2 separate regions of the Homo sapiens genome follow, and region 1 is linked to region 2. A link is a contact called in ENCODE Hi-C or POLR2A ChIA-PET data. All regions are on one chromosome and are shown on one strand. The core of a region is the stretch at or near the end of the contact, and the rest is flanking DNA. Distances in the headings are between cores, read along the strand shown.

Region 1 (3,531 bases), core at 69-2,568, 1.4 Mb before region 2:
AAGCATATTCAAGTCTATGAAAGTACTAAAAATCTCACCATTTACAGAAATTTCATCATGAAGATCCTTACACTTAACACCTTAAGGTGATGAGTTTTCACATGACTGTTTTCAAGGCCACAGCCACCACCTTTAATCTAAAAGAGAAGGATAACAGGCTTCATTCTAACAGAAACCACCTTAAGGTTTATTCTCCAGATTTGTATTAAACAGCTGAGCCTCAGCAAGTCAGACCTCCTCACAAAAGATACCATTTCAGACAGGGATAACTTTAAATCATCCTCAGCTCAGCCAATAACAAAGATTCCTAAATCCTAGCGATCCAAAATTCATTTGCCATGTCTCTTTCATCCCTGCATGCCCTAACGAGGATCCACGCTGGTTACAATGACACCTAGTGGCCCCAAATCACACGGGCAAAGACGCTACTCATTTTTATCATTAAAATAATTAGCATTCTGAATTTTGAGTAATTTCTTACCATAGCTGGCTTGTATGTCAACACGTATTCTCATACTTGAACTTCAGAATAAAGCAGGAGGTGAATGTATGTGATGGCACCAACTGTGCTTTCTCATTTCTAGTGACCACTCAGGCCCTGCCTGCACCCACTCTTACTCATGTTAAGGGCTCCATCTATTACTCTGATCCTTCAACCTGGAGCTCTGCTTTTCACCGTCTCTGCAGATGCCAAACAAAGAAAGGCCTCTGGGGGAGGAAAAAAGGCTCGTTGTTAAAACTACGGCTTTCCAGAAGTTTACAATCCTATTGACTCCTATCTGTAAAGCTAAATATGAACTACCGATTGGGGCCGTCCTCAAGACACTCCAAGCGGAATCACGTCTTCACACGTTAACACTCCTGATGCTGAATTAAGAACCACCATCGTCAGAGTCTGCCCGTGCGCGGGCACCGAAGACCCCTGGGCATGACGCTCAGCACACGCGCGGCGGAGGCGCACGGGGCTGCCCAGGTTGTTAGGCGCTCTCCCCCGCAGAAGCCGGCCCTATGACGCCGAGGACGGGCTTGAGCTCTCTCCCTTCACATAGTAACATTTTCTCAACGTTTGGAAAGCATTTTCTCATCCAGTACTTTTAACCCTCCTAACCACCCTATGAGGGAGAAACCGAGATTATCGTCACCACTTCGTCTCTGAGGAAGGGAAGCCAAGTATGTTAGTGTCGTGTCAAGGAAGACCCCGTTTTCCCACCCAGGCAGCCTTACCATCATCACTAAAGGCCTGAGACTGCTCGCCGTGCTCAACACCGACTGGAGTGGCCATGTCTTCCAGCCACGCGGCCGACCTCGAAAAGAACGCGAGACCGCCCCTGCGCGCAAGTCTTCTCGGCAATCTCTCCGGAACTCTCGCGATGTTGAGAAAGGGCTGGTGGGAAATGTAGTTCAAAACTACGGCGGCTGGGGGCTGGCCGCGTCCTCAGCGCGACCCTGGAGCTGGGGGTAAGATGGTGGCCGCCACCAGGGGCAGTGGAGGGTCCGGAGTGGGAAACCAGGCCTGTGAAGAACCACGGCTGTCAGAAAACGAAGCTGGAGGTTCACTTCTGCCAGAAAGTCATTGAGCTTCAACACAGTTTGTCCCTGGTCGAGACTGGGGAAGCACAGAAAGTTCGAGGGGGCAGGGACAGATGAGGAAACCGGGGCTTGGCCGAGTATCTTTGTTAATTGCTCTGCGGATTTTATTTGGGGGAGGATAGGGGCATTTGGGGTGGTTCGCTGGGTTAGTGAAGAGGAGAGATTCCGAGGGAATCGTTCAACCTCCTGCTCAGGTGTTTTTAAGTTTGGGGCGAGGCCGGTGAAGCCGAGGCGCGGGCGGCAAGGAGCGCTGGAGAGCGACGGGGCTCGGCCTCCGCGGCTGCCCAGGGGCCCGGGGCATTCCGAGAAGAGAAAAAAAGGCAAGTGTCACGAGCTGAATTACGAAAAGAACGGAGAATGATGTAACACCCACTGCTCTTCTGAGTGTTATTTTTCAGGCAAACACCTTGGCTTCATTTTTTTTTGTTTCTGGGTTTTTTTGGTTTGTTTTTGAGATAAGGTTTCACCCTGGCACGCAGGCTGGAGTGCAGTGGTGCAATCATAACTTATTGTAGCCTGGACCTCCCGGGCTCAAGTGATCCTCCCGCCTCAGCCTCCTGAGTGGCCGGGACGACAGGCGAGCGCCACCACGCCCAGCTGATTATTTTTATTTTGCAGAGATGAGGTCTCACTATGTTGCCCGGGTTGGTCTCAAACTCCTGGCCTCAAGCAGTCCTCCTGTTTTGGCCTCCCAAAGTGCTGGGATTACAAAGGTGAGCCACTGCGCCCGGTCTGGCTTCGTTTTTGAAATAAAAATAAGGCAAAAACGACATCAACAATCAGGGCCAGAATTTGCACCTATTTGAAAGCTAGTTTAAGTTTGCAAGACCGAGAGCCTTTTCTCCATTCCAGTCTCCCTGTTCTCATCCACCCATTAACAGTGATCTCTGTGGCCTTCGGTGTGGGTTATATTGTCCTGCAGATGGTAATATGTTGCAGATACTTATCTTCAAATTACCACATTTGCTTATGTTTACCTCCTTTCATTTGATTGTAAGCTCTTCAAGAGCAGAAGTCTCTTTTTATTATTATTATTATTTTTTTTTTTTTTTTTTTTTGAGATGGACTTTTGCTCTTGTTGCCCAGGCTGGAATGCAATGGCACGATCTCGGCTCACGGCAACCTCCGCCTCCCAAGCTCAAGTGATTCTCCTGCCTCAGCCTCCTGAGTAGCTGGGATTACAGGCATGCGCCACCACGCCCAGCTAATTTTGTATTTTTAGTAGAGATGGGGTTTCTCCATGTTAGGCTGTTCTCAAACTCCTGACCTCAGGTGATCCACCCGTCTCAGCCTCCCAAAGTGCTGGGATTACAGGCGTGAGCCACCACGCCCAGCCTCTTTTTATTTTTATTTTTTTCTTTTTAATTTCTTAACAGTGCAGGGTTTGGTATTTACCTGCTATGCTCACAGTAAGTCTTCAGCAAATAATCATTAATTCATTCAGCAGTAATTCTGGCCATTAGGTTTCTCTACCTTACCCTTGAAGACACGTTATTTTGTGTAATACTGAAAGGAAGAATGTGTTCTATCCCTGCAAACATAGTTCCTTTCATTTGAGACTTACAGTGGGAATTCTAAGTGTGGAATTTCCCAAAAGCTGCTAGCGGGCTGGTGACCTACTGTAGACAAGATAGTAATGATAGCTAATACTTCATAGCACTTACCAGGTGCCATTCCCTATACTGGTTTCTGTACATGTATGAACTCGTTTAATCCTCACAATGCGATGAAGTACTACTGTCAGAGGCATTGGAACCAGAAAACTCCATCTTGAATAGGAGCTGGGTGAAACGAGGCTGAAACCTACTGGGCTGCATTCCCGGACGGTTAAGGCATTCTAAGTCACAGGATGAGACAGGAGGTCGGCACAAGATACAGGCCATAAAGACCTTGCTGATAAAACAGTTTGCAGTAAATAAGCCCACCAAAACCAAAACCAAG
Region 2 (3,468 bases), core at 718-3,217:
CATGGTGGTGGGCGCCTGTAGTCCCAGCTACTTGGGAGGCTGAGGCAGGAGAATGGCGTGAACCCGGGAGGCGGAGCTTGCAGTGAACCGAGATTATGCCACCGCACTCCAGCCTGGGCGACAGAGCGAGACTCTGTCTCAAAAAAACGAAAACAACAACAACAAAAAAAGAAAGAATGGGAAGATTGGCTGGGCGTGCGGTGGTTCACACCTGTAATCCCAGCACTTTGGGAAGCCAAGGTGGGTGGATCACGAGGTCAGGAGATTGAGACCATGCTGGCTAACATGGTGAAACTCCATCTCTACTAATAAACTACAAAAAATTAGCCGGGCATGATGGCACGCACCTGTAGTCCTAGCTACTCGGGAGGCTGAGGCAGGAGAATCGCTTGAACCCGGGAGGTGGAGGCTGCAAGTGAGCAGAGATCGCGCCACCACTGCACTCCAGCCTGGGCGACAGAGCAAGACTCTGTCTCAAAAAAAAAAAAAAAAAGCTAAGATTTTGGCTAGATGCGGTGGCTTACACCTGTAATCCCAGCACTTTGGGAGGCCAAGGAGCATGGATCACCTGAGGTCAGGAGTTTGAGACCAGCCTGGCCAATATGGTGAAACGCCGTCTCTACTAAAAATACAAAAATTAGTCAGGGGTGGTGGCGCACGCCTGTAGTTCCAGCTATTACGGAGGCTGAGGCAGGAGAATCGCTTGAACCTGGGAGGTGGAGGTTGCATTGAGCGCCATTGCACTCTAGCCTGGGTGACAAGAGCGAAACTCCACTTCAAAAACAAAAAAAAAAAAGAAAGGAAAAAAAGAAGGGAAGATTCTAACACAAACAAGTGGTGCGCTTCGTGCTGTTGTGGTAAGCACATAAATGCATCATCCGTGCTTTCTAGAACAGAACTTCTCACTGGCTTTTCATGAAAGCCCGGGGGGGGAGGGTGGTTAACCTAGACTGCCCAGAATACAAACTTCCAACTACCTGAAAGGTGGCTTTGCAAAGAGGAATGTGGTTCAATTATTATGGAAATATTGAGACAAGCAAAGACATCTGCCTTGAGGAAATATGCAAGACATGAGAAGGGCCTGCCCTCTTTTGCCCAAGGCTTTCCTATTATGATCTTGTAAACCATCATTCCTGAATCCTCCAAGTGTGTCTGCATTTGTCGCATGGATAGATTTACCCAGACAGGTGGAAGAGTCATGACTTAAGGGTTATAAACAGCTGCAGAGGCCTGAGCTGCTTCCATAGTCTTGGTAGCAGGGAATGAGTCCATTCCTGGTGCCAGGCATTAACCAGCCTTAGAATAGGCCCCCAAATAGGAGCGACTGTAATTTTGGTCCAGTACATGCACCACCCATTACAACTAAACAGTAACATTAAAATGTAAGGAATTTCCAGTCCTTTTAAAAGGGATCATCTTGGTGCGCTCTCTGTTGCTGACTCATTGTGCGGCTGCTTTGAGACTATTAGGTTTCTAAATGGGACACACAGTAGGTATTCAACAGATAAATGTCAACTTGTTGCAGTACTTTTCATCCTTTAAGGAGGATGCCCTTACTATCCCACCATCAGTAAAGCAAATGAGAGAACAGTAACAGTGACAAATCTCCCTTCTGCTTGCCGAGGTTGTAACTCCCCAAGAAAGAGCTTCCCCCTCTGTCAGGTAACGTTTTACAGTGACAGCCAGCACGACTTCCACCCAGCGCGAGGTAGATTCGCCTTCCGTCCAATCATCGCCGAGATTTTGGGGTGGGGGAGGGGAGAGAGTCCCAAGGCCTTCCCAGTCCAGGAAGGGGGCGGGCTTAGGCTGAGCCGTGGCCGCCACAGCCCATCGTAATGCCGCATGGTGCTTGGCACTCCAGAGAGCCAATAGGAATGAAAGAATTCATTTGAATCGGCCAATGCCGGCGGGTTAGGGGGCGGGGGTTGAAAACCCTATAAAGGCGTCGATCGGCCGGACAGGCGGCAGCGGCGGCTCCTGCAGCGGTGGTCGGCTGTTGGGTGTGGAGTTTCCCAGCGCCCCTCGGGTCCGACCCTTTGAGCGTTCTGCTCCGGCGCCAGCCTACCTCGCTCCTCGGCGCCATGACCACAACCACCACCTTCAAGGGAGTCGACCCCAACAGCAGGAATAGCTCCCGGTGAGGCGACCGGGTCGCGCCCGAGCCGCGCGGGGCTGAGGGGCTGGGAGGGCCGCTGCCGGCGGGGCCTCGCGCCGGTCGTTGCGGGTAACGAGCCCCGTGCGCTGTGCTCGCGCCGGGGCGGGTGGCGGGGTTCTGCCGTCGGCGCCGCCTTTGTGCCGCCTGGCGAGCCCTGCGCGCCGGCCCCACCCGGGTCCCTGCTGCTCTCCATTCATTCCTTCCACGGAGTCAGGGGCTGAGGAGGCCGGGGCTGGTCGCCCCTCGGAGCACGGCCGGTTTTCGTTAATCGGAACCTTCGGGGAGGGCTTCGCTTTCTCCTGTGTGCATCCCGGCTGGTGCATCCCCAGGGTGGTGGGCTTGGCCCCCCAGGTGCCCGGGGATCCTTTAGGGCCCCATGCATGGTCAGGTCCTATTGTCCCATTGATGGGCCACGCGCTCCTGTCTCTCCCCCGTGGCATGCGGTTGGTCTCGCTCTCGCGCGCAGCCATTGGATCCGGAGACCGGATCGATCAGGTCCGGCGGGCTCCTTACCCTCGCCGTGCCCCCACTCCTTATTCGGACCTACCTGACAGGTGCATGTGTGGTCGAGCGGGGCTGGTCATCGCGACCCTTCACCCCCCATTGAGGACCCAATCGTTCTTCCCCTCTTCGAAGTGCCTCCCCTCTTCCAAGTGTCTCCCCTTCCTAACAAAGGAAAGACCCCTTCTCCCCATCCCTGCGCTCATTTCTAAGGCGGGGGGCGGGGGCGGGCGCGGGGAACGAGCCAACCCGAGTGGGTTTTCTGCGCTTAAACCTTCGGACCGTGGCCTTTGCATCCTACCTTCGCTTCCTCCTTTGACGTTTGCCCAGTGAGTTCATCCCTGGCCCTGGTTCCCTTGCAGGAGGAGGTTTCTTGTTCTTGGGCGGGGCCGGAGACATCCATTGTCTCTAACGTGGTAGCGCTACCTGGGAAGCGGGGGATTTTTCTTGCCCTTCTTCCCACTGCTTTTTGGGCTTGGGGCACTGGGTACAGTGTTTGGACAGGAACCCTTTTCCAAGTCCTTGCTTAACTTACTTGGTGGAAGGGTTTGGATTCTGTGGAAGGTGTCCACATTGTCTCAGCTAATTGCACACTGTTCTTTAAGGTGGGTTACAGTTATGTCTGGGATCCTCTTCAAGGCTTGGAAGAAGCTTAAATCACTTTTTTGAGCATGTATTTTACATCGATTATGACCTGCATTCATGTGTGGCTACCCTCGGGGTCCTGGCCAAGTGGCACAAAGGGAGCCATTTTGTGGGGCTAAGAAGACACGTGAAATAGCCATATCTCACAGGGGTTAGAGAACTTGGGA

The links. Hi-C counts contacts between places; a loop is a spot of excess contacts on that map. ChIA-PET counts read pairs that join two places held with the same protein, here RNA polymerase II (POLR2A). Pooled maps may share reads with other maps.
Region 1: a loop to region 2 is called in a pooled map, with 6 times the contacts of the local background. The contact joins the promoter of SNHG16 here to the promoter of JPT1 in region 2. A Hi-C loop is called at or near these places in 1 of 168 maps with a recorded cell type or tissue (ovary) and 2 of 50 pooled maps. POLR2A ChIA-PET finds 5 or more read pairs at or near these places in 2 of 52 experiments (HEK293 and WTC11).

What each region holds. Positions count from the first base shown.
Region 1 is chr17:76,555,551-76,559,081 of GRCh38, reverse strand. It overlaps SNHG16 (small nucleolar RNA host gene 16), which reads right to left and starts at 1,318. Exons shown (of 3, transcript NR_038111.1): 1 at 1,225-1,318. SNORD1C (small nucleolar RNA, C/D box 1C) reads right to left here and starts at 292; the gene lies at 213-292. RefSeq lists enhancers at 96-897, 1,238-1,497, 898-1,698, 2,188-2,287.
Region 2 is chr17:75,153,011-75,156,478 of GRCh38, reverse strand. It overlaps JPT1 (Jupiter microtubule associated homolog 1), which reads left to right and starts at 1,967. Exons shown (of 5, transcript NM_016185.4): 1 at 1,967-2,137. The coding sequence starts at 2,082. RefSeq lists an enhancer at 884-1,479 and a silencer at 2,132-2,371.